Linked DNA regions of Homo sapiens: region 2 is linked to region 1. A link is a contact called in ENCODE Hi-C or POLR2A ChIA-PET data. All regions are on one chromosome and are shown on one strand. The core of a region is the stretch at or near the end of the contact, and the rest is flanking DNA. Distances in the headings are between cores, read along the strand shown.

Evidence for each region. Hi-C counts contacts between places; a loop is a spot of excess contacts on that map. ChIA-PET counts read pairs that join two places held with the same protein, here RNA polymerase II (POLR2A). Pooled maps may share reads with other maps.
Region 2: a pooled map shows a loop between it and region 1 (2.5-fold over the local background). The contact joins two enhancer-like sites. A Hi-C loop is called at or near these places in 2 of 50 pooled maps. POLR2A ChIA-PET finds 5 or more read pairs at or near these places in 3 of 52 experiments (K562 and WTC11).

The regions. Positions count from the first base shown.
Region 1 is chr17:29,611,400-29,615,017 of GRCh38, reverse strand. ANKRD13B (ankyrin repeat domain 13B) reads right to left here. Exons shown (of 15, transcript NM_152345.5): 9 at 3,375-3,439; 10 at 3,012-3,142; 11 at 2,745-2,902; 12 at 2,464-2,616; 13 at 2,203-2,366; 14 at 2,055-2,131; 15 at 257-1,664. The coding sequence ends at 1,436. CORO6 (coronin 6) reads left to right here. Exons shown (of 11, transcript NM_032854.4): 11 at 1-256. Among named protein-coding and RNA genes, the nearest start is that of CORO6, 9.7 kb to the left of the region's middle. RefSeq lists silencers at 1,282-1,391, 1,552-1,781 and an enhancer at 744-1,607. Within about 2 kb of position 1,502, at least 8 of the 41 ENCODE cell types and tissues checked have a DNase peak (open chromatin) inside an H3K27ac peak, as active enhancers do.
Region 2 is chr17:29,194,557-29,198,334 of GRCh38, reverse strand. It overlaps the pseudogene LOC100421028. Among named protein-coding and RNA genes, the nearest start is that of MYO18A, 16 kb to the right of the region's middle. Within about 2 kb of position 2,439, at least 6 of the 41 ENCODE cell types and tissues checked have a DNase peak (open chromatin) inside an H3K27ac peak, as active enhancers do.

The sequences.
Region 1 (3,618 bases), core at 253-2,752:
AAAACAAGACGTACTGAATGAAATATTTTACTAAGCGTTCAGTCTGTGCCTCCTGCATGGGTGGGAGTGAGGGGAACGAGACCCCCAGCCTCTGCAAATGCTACCCCCAGGCTCCTGGGAGACCTGGCGATGCACTCCTGGGCTCAGGGTCCATCAGGCAGCCTCTTACCCTAGAGCTCTCTCCACTCTGAGGTTCAGAAGGACCCCAACCCACACCGTAGGCGTTCCCCCCAAGTAAAGTTAGGTAGCAAAAGCCTCCGGTATGAAGCCTCTTTTATTTGTGCCTCAGAATCAGTCTGGTGCCCCTGGCATCAGGGAAGGGGGTGGGAGGAACAGTTTCTCTTTGTTCTTTTCTTCCATCCCTCTTTGTGTCCCTTCTGAGCCTCACTGGCTGAGCCGGGAAGGCCAGTCCCAGACAGGCCCGGGACAAGGGTGTGCGGTGGGCCCCTGCCCCTGGCGGGGTCTGTGCTTCTCTGGGTGGGTGAGGTGGGGCAGGGGAGAGCCGGGGGTTAGCACCATTGGATGAAGGGTTTTAGAGTCAGTCTCCGTGTGGGGGCAAGTGGGATGTACAACCACAGAGGCTAGCAGCAGCTGGTGGGAAGGGGTGGGGGTGGCGCCAGGGCCCTGGGCGAGCCCTTTGTGTCCAGTCTACTTGGGTCTAGTGCTTACCCCAGCCCAATATGCTCCCCACTCTCCGAGGCACCATGAGGGAGTCAGGGCTTGCACAGGCCAGGGGGCTACGTTGGACACACTCCCTGATCACAAAAAAAAAAAAAAAAAAATGTGCCTTGGGGGATGGGACTCCAACTTCTGGCTGCCCAAGGAGAAGCTGGAACCACCCTGAGACCCAGGACGGGTGTGGGGGCTGGGGGAGCCGGGTACCCCGCTAAGTGCACTTGACGCTGAAATGCCGGGGTGGGGGAGGGGCTGGGCCCTAGACGTGCTGGTTTGTGTCTGGAACAAAGCAGTGACACAGCACGCGGGGAGCTCAGCTGCCCCCCAGGAGTGAAGAGCAGAGATGCAAAGGCTTCAGGGGCAGTGTCCTGGAGTGGGGTTAGTGAACAGAAATGCGGACCGGCCAGAAGGAGCAAGGGATAGGGACAGCGCTCCTCTAAGGATTCATCTCCCCCTCAGGACCGCCTGGCTCCGCCCTAGGACAGGACAGATCTGAGCCCAGGGGAGCGGGTTGGGGAATCAGAATACAGCAAAGCAGGGGGACCAGGCCGTGCCAGTTGCCTCCAGGGCCCTGGCCTGGGAAGGTACCCCGCGGCCATGCCGAATCCCTCCCCGAACCGTGCCTGCTGTGCTGCTGCACCCGCGAGGCGGTGGCTCCAGTCTCCAGCCGCCGCTCTGCAGGCGCGCAGGCCGGGGTTTGTCTGGCTCCTGGCCCTGGGCGTGGCGCGCGTGGCGCTGGCGAGGGTCCCGGCAGGGGGCGCTACTGCTCGGTCAGTGAGAGCCTCAGGATGCGCTCCAGCTCCTCCTCCTCCTGGCGCGCGCGCCGCCGCCTCTCCTCCTGCTCCTGCGCCGACAGTTCCATCGCCAGCCGCAGCTGCTCGTCGTAGCTCCGGAACACGTGGCCGCCGGAACCTGGCCCTGAGCTGGGCCGAGGGCTGGGCACTGACGCCGGGGGCGCAGGCTGGCGCTGCGGCGTGGGCGGGGCGCTCCTGGGGGTGGGGAAGGAATGTCGCGGGCTCCCGGGCGCACCCACCCACCGGCCGGGGCCGGGACACGGCGTGGAGGCTCCAGGGCGGCCCGCGGCCACCACCCTCTAGTGGAGGCGGTCAGTCCCGCGGCGTCCTGGCCCCCACCTGGTCGTGGCGGAGCCCAGACCCTACCAAGTTCTCCCCGTCAATGCCTGGGGAGAGTCTGAACTCCGCGGTGAAGCCTGGATCCCTGACCCCTGCCTGCCGCCTCGGAGGCAGGAGTGGTGGCAGAAGCCATCCCGATACCAGGAGGGTCCCTGCCGAGGGCCCCGCGGGTTCTCCGGCTGTGTCCTGGCTTAGGGGAGACAGGATCCTCTCCGGAGGATTCTCTCCGGCCCAGCGGGCACTGACCTGTCCTGTCGGCGACCCTCGTAGGACATGGGGTGGGTGCCTGGCTTGCTGTTGGTTAGCGCCTCCCAGATGGTGACCTGCGGGGAGGCGTGGGCGTTAGCCGTGGCGGCGCGGAGTCCCGTGGCCCCGCGCGCCCGCGGAGACGCACCTGGTCATACTCACTGCCCGCCTCAAGCAGGCTCTGCTGGATGGCGAATTGCAGCAGGTCGTCGTCGTCGTCCCGGGTCGCCGCCTCCCGCTGGCCGCCCATCATGCTGTAGCCGCGCGGGGCCTCGAACAACGCTGGGGAGATCTCGCAGCCGCGGCAGGAGGCTGGGGGCGCGGGGGCTGGGTCAGGCACGGCCGGGCGCGCCCCTCCCACCCACCCCGGGGAGAGCCGAGGGGCAGGCGTTCTCGCGGGGGGCCTCACTCGTGGAGCTGGAGCTGCTGACGCTGGAGGAGTCGCTGCCTGGGGAAGGCGTCTCGCTGCTGGGGCTGCCTCGCACCGATGGCACCGGTTCGTCGCAGCCGTTGAGGTTCCCGAAGGTGATGCGGGCGTTGAGGATGTGGAAGATCGGGATTTCTGAGGATGAGGAAACCTTTAGGCGCCACCACTCAGCCCCTCACACCTCAGCCTCAGCCCCACCCCGACCTCATCTAAACCCCGGTCGGCCCGCCACGGGCTCAGGAGAAATGGCCGTGCGGTCTCACCAATCTTAACTGGGAAGCCAGGAGGCAGACGCAGGGTGATGAAGTCCCGGAGCTTGGCAAAAAGCGCATTGCTGACGGCCATGAGGTCAATGATGGGGGCCACCTGCTCACACAGGGACAGGGGATGCTCCTCACACAGCCACAGCTTGGCCTTGAACCTGCCCCCACCAGATCCCAAGGGGTAAGGGACACTGCAGGAAGCCATGGCCTCCCAGCATCTCCTGGAGCCCCGGCCCCCCACCTTCCCAGCACCGGCAGGGGCCTCACTTCTGTGTCTTGGTGGTCAGTTCCATGGGGCGGCCCATATCACGGTTGCCCAGCTCAAAGTTGGGGTTGAAGTATTCTTCTGCAGTGATGGCAGTGGGGTTGGCTTGGCTCAGAGTCTGAGTGATCAGGGTCTGTACCACATGGGGAGGGGCCCAGGAGCTCCCCTCAGTTCCTAATGCCAGGCCAACTCATTTGTTGTCACAAGGCCCCCAAGCTGTCCCCTCTGCCAGTGTGGCGCTGACATGGCCTTGGGCATTGTGGAAAGGAGGTCCACATAGGCCATGCTAAGCAGGACGCTTCCCAAGCCTCCTCCTGAGCCACATCCACATCCCTCCACTTACGGGTACCCCTGCACACACTCACCCCATTTTGGGGGCCCCCGTGCTGCTCAGCGATTCCCAGGAAGGACTGCAAAGGTGTCTTACAGCCTACAAGAAATGTGGCATCTCAGAGGACACCGCAACTCCACACACACCTGGGCACCTCATCAGAGGTGACAGCACCCAAGACCTAGGGAGGAGGCCGGTTCCTGGGGTGGGGCCTGCTCACCCAACCACATACTCAGGCACCTTCACCTGAAGGGGACTGAGTGCTTCAAGGACCAGGG
Region 2 (3,778 bases), core at 1,190-3,689, 420 kb after region 1:
GGCCTTAAGGAGAATCCACTGGACAGAGACAGGAGGATGTAAGGCCTGTCTCTTTCAAACCCTGACATAGTAGTCAAAAAACATGTTACCCTGGACTCGGAAGAAACACAATCTAGGTCATGAATTTCCACCGTGGCATCTTGGGAGAAATATGCCTGGTACTATGTCGATCTGAAGAAAATGCCAAGACAGTTGGGAGGCCCGAAAGCCTGTTGAGTTAGGAAGAGTTCAGTGGAAGCCTAACTGTAATAGAAGTGTGCAGCCTGTCTTGGTGAATGTTGGGCTGCGTTGGGCTCCTTCTGGGAGTCACTGCTTCCATCTTTTCTTCTGCAGTGTCCTTTTCTCTGCCAGCTTGTTCTTCCCATCCTTGTCAGGCAGCGAGTGGCATGCCTGGGCGTCAGGCACAGATGGAGCTGGAGCTCTTGCTGTGGGCCAGAAATAGCTTTGCAAATATCTGGCTGTGGGGGCATTATGTTTTCGTCCCCTTCCCTTCCTGTCCCCTCACTTCAATTTCTTGTGATTTCTGTGTCCACAGAAATCACAAGATGAGCGACTGGTCATTCCTGGGCTGGCTCCTGACCCGAGTGCAGAACGATTCCACCGTGGTTGGCAAGGTATGGCTCACTGTCCTGGTCTTACACATCCTGCTTGTCGCCCTGCTGGGAAGTGCTGTCTGTGGGATGAGCACTGCAAGTTCATCTGCAATACCCTGCGGCCTGGCTGCACCAATGACCACTTCTCCCACTTCCGCTGGGGCTTTCCAGATTGTGCTGGTGGCCGTACCCTCCATCTTCTTTGTTGTCTGTGTGCTGCACTAGATGGTGAATGGGAGACAGTGGATGTGGAGAGGGGGTACCTGCTGGAAACCGTGCAAGAGCTGGCAGCTGGAGGGGCTCTCCCTGGACCCAGGCTGGGGCCCCTTGGGGCTTCTTTCTTTCTAGAGGGGCAGCTCTTAGTAGGAGAGGAGGTTTTTCCCCAAATGCCTTGGGGCTGCCACCTGGTACCCCAGCCTGCAGTCATACAGGGTCCTGGCTGTCTGCACTGCCCACGTGGTGCTGCGGGCCTGCATGGAGCTGGCCTTCCTGGTGGGGTCTACTCTCTGGGTGTGATATGCCATGGTTGCTTCACTGCCACTCCTCCCCTGTCCCTCCAGTCCTGACTGCTTTGTGTCCAGAGCCATGAGGAAGAAAATCTTCCTGAACTTCATGTGCAGGTGGGGTTGGGCTGCTTCCTCCTGAACCCGATGGAGTTGTGCTACCTGGGCTGGGTCTTCCCTTGCCAGGCACGCTCTGTGGCCTGCACCAGCTAGTGCTACTTCTGCTCCACTGTGATGAGGAAGGACCGTGCTCCAGGTGCCCTCCTGCTGGTGAGTGCCCCAGCAGTGCAGGCCCCAGCACCGCACGCCCCATGCTCACTGCCCGGTGGTGACAAGCAGCTGGCTTAGGGTAGCAGCAGAGACCTGACACTCCCCCCCAGCAATGCCACTCAGCAAAAAAATCCTGCCATCCTGCTTGGTCTTTGAGGGTGGGGAATGTGGAGTGGGAGTGGAAAACCCTGCTTCTTTCTGAAGATGTTACCTCAACAGACACAGTTTAGTGAAGTGATGAAGAGTGAGGCCTCTGGAACCCAGGTTCAAATCCCAGCTCTGCCATTTACCAGTGGTGTAACCTCAGACAAATTGCTTAACTTCTCTGTACCCCAGTTTCTCTAACTGAAAAACGGAAATCATAATAGATCCTCACTCCTACTTCATAGGAATGCTGTGAGGGTGAAATGAGTTTATACATGTAAAGTGCTTATAGATAGTAGCTGGTAACAAACGTTAGCCATTTGTATTAACCTCAGCTGCCTACAGCGTTGCTTTTGCTTGCCTAGCTTCCTGGGCCACCCACAATTGTGGAATCTATTGTCAATTCCTCCCTCAGTTGCTCTTACGGCTGTTGGAAGCCAAGTCCCCACACATTCTTCCTTGTAAGTCTCTCCTACACCTGTCCCCTCTGTTGGGTCCCCAAGTCATCTTCCTTGTTCAAGTTTGTATTTTCGGCCCCCTGCACTGCTGTTGCTGAACCTGCCAGGCACCTCTCTGCCTGCACTGCCCTTTCCTCTATTCCAACATACACCTGCCTCGCTGTGGAATCTCCTTGAATTAATCACTTAAAGTTCCTATGCCTGGAAACCAGCATCTTCCATGAGCCAGCCTGGACCTCCTTTTCTAGCCGGATCACCTACTTTTTCCAAAGAAGCCCTCCATTCTAGCCACACCAGGAGCTGTGCCTGGGGCTCCCTCCCCTACCTCCCACCCTTTGCTTGTGTTCCCTCCCGGGGACCTCTGACGTGGGAGGCTTCAGGACTAAGTTCGAATCCTGCCCCGCCACTCGGTGGTTGTGTGAGCTTGCGTAAGCTACTTGGTCTTCTGGTGATCAGTTTCCTGCTGTGTCAGAAGAGACTAATCATACTTTCTTCACAGGGTCATTGTGAGGATTAAACAAGATACTCTGAGTAAAGTGCAAGGCACACAATGTTCATCAATGAGTAGTAGATGCCATGATTATCACCTACATTCTACTATTATTGCTCAGATACTACCTTTTTTCTGTGCAACGTTCCTTGACCACTGCTCTGATTTTTTTCCTCTGTGCCTCCAAGGCAATTTCACTTAACAATTAGTCACGCAGTATTTTGTGACTTCCCCTTTACTGTGGTCTTCAGCAGTTATTTAAATCCCATCCTGCTGTGTAACTTTGCACATGTCTCTCATTGGTCTTTCATCTCAGTTGCAAGGAGGGGTGGTGACGATGTGCTTTGCAGGAAGAGGACACAAGCTTCTGCTCCCAGCTTAGCACTTTGCGTGGAATAGGAGCTCAACTCATATATGCCGATTTAATTAATTTTGAAATCTTTAGGCTACAATTAGAACTGAGTCCAGACTGAGCTGTACTTGAGGCATGTCAGAAAAGCAGAGTGACAGACATTCCTCCAGTGTCTTCCACAACTTGGGCCGATTTCTAACAATCCTTTAACAACTAAAAAAGTTCCTTGCAGGGTCTAATTTCAGTCCTGCTTGCTGCAATTGAAGCTGCTTTTCAGCCTCAGATTATTGATGTCTAGGTCCTAAAAAGTGTGTGTGGCGGGGGCGGCAGGCGCAGTGGCTCACGCCTGTAATCCCAGCATTTTGGGAGGCCAAGGCGGGCAGTTGCCTGAAGTTGGGAGTTCGAGACCAAGCTGGCTAACATGGTGAAACCCCGTCTCTACTAAAAATAAAAAAATTAGCCAGGCATGGTGGTGCACGCCTGTAGTCTCTGCTACTCAGGAGGCTGAGGCAGGAGAATCACTTGAATCCAGGAGGCGGAGGTTGCAGTGAGCCGAGATCACACCTCTGAACTCCAGCTTGGGAGACACAGCAAGACTCCATCTCAAAAAAAAAAAAAAAAGTGAGGGGGACAATATCTAGGATAATTGGAGATGTCAACCTCCTGTGACCCAGCAATTCTATTCCTAAATATATGCACCAGAAAATATCTTGCACAGTGAGCACCTGAAGATATGTCTCACAATGTTCATAGCAGCATTATTTTGCAAATAGCAAAAACCAGAAACAACCATGAATATTTATCAACAGAATAGACAGACTGTGTTATATTCACATCATGGAATATTATACAACAGTGAAATGAATAAATTAGAGCTAATCATATTAATAGGAATCTTTCTTCTTTATTTTGTTATTCTTTTTTTAAAAATAATAGGAATCTTTCAATGATGAGCAAAAAGAGCAAGT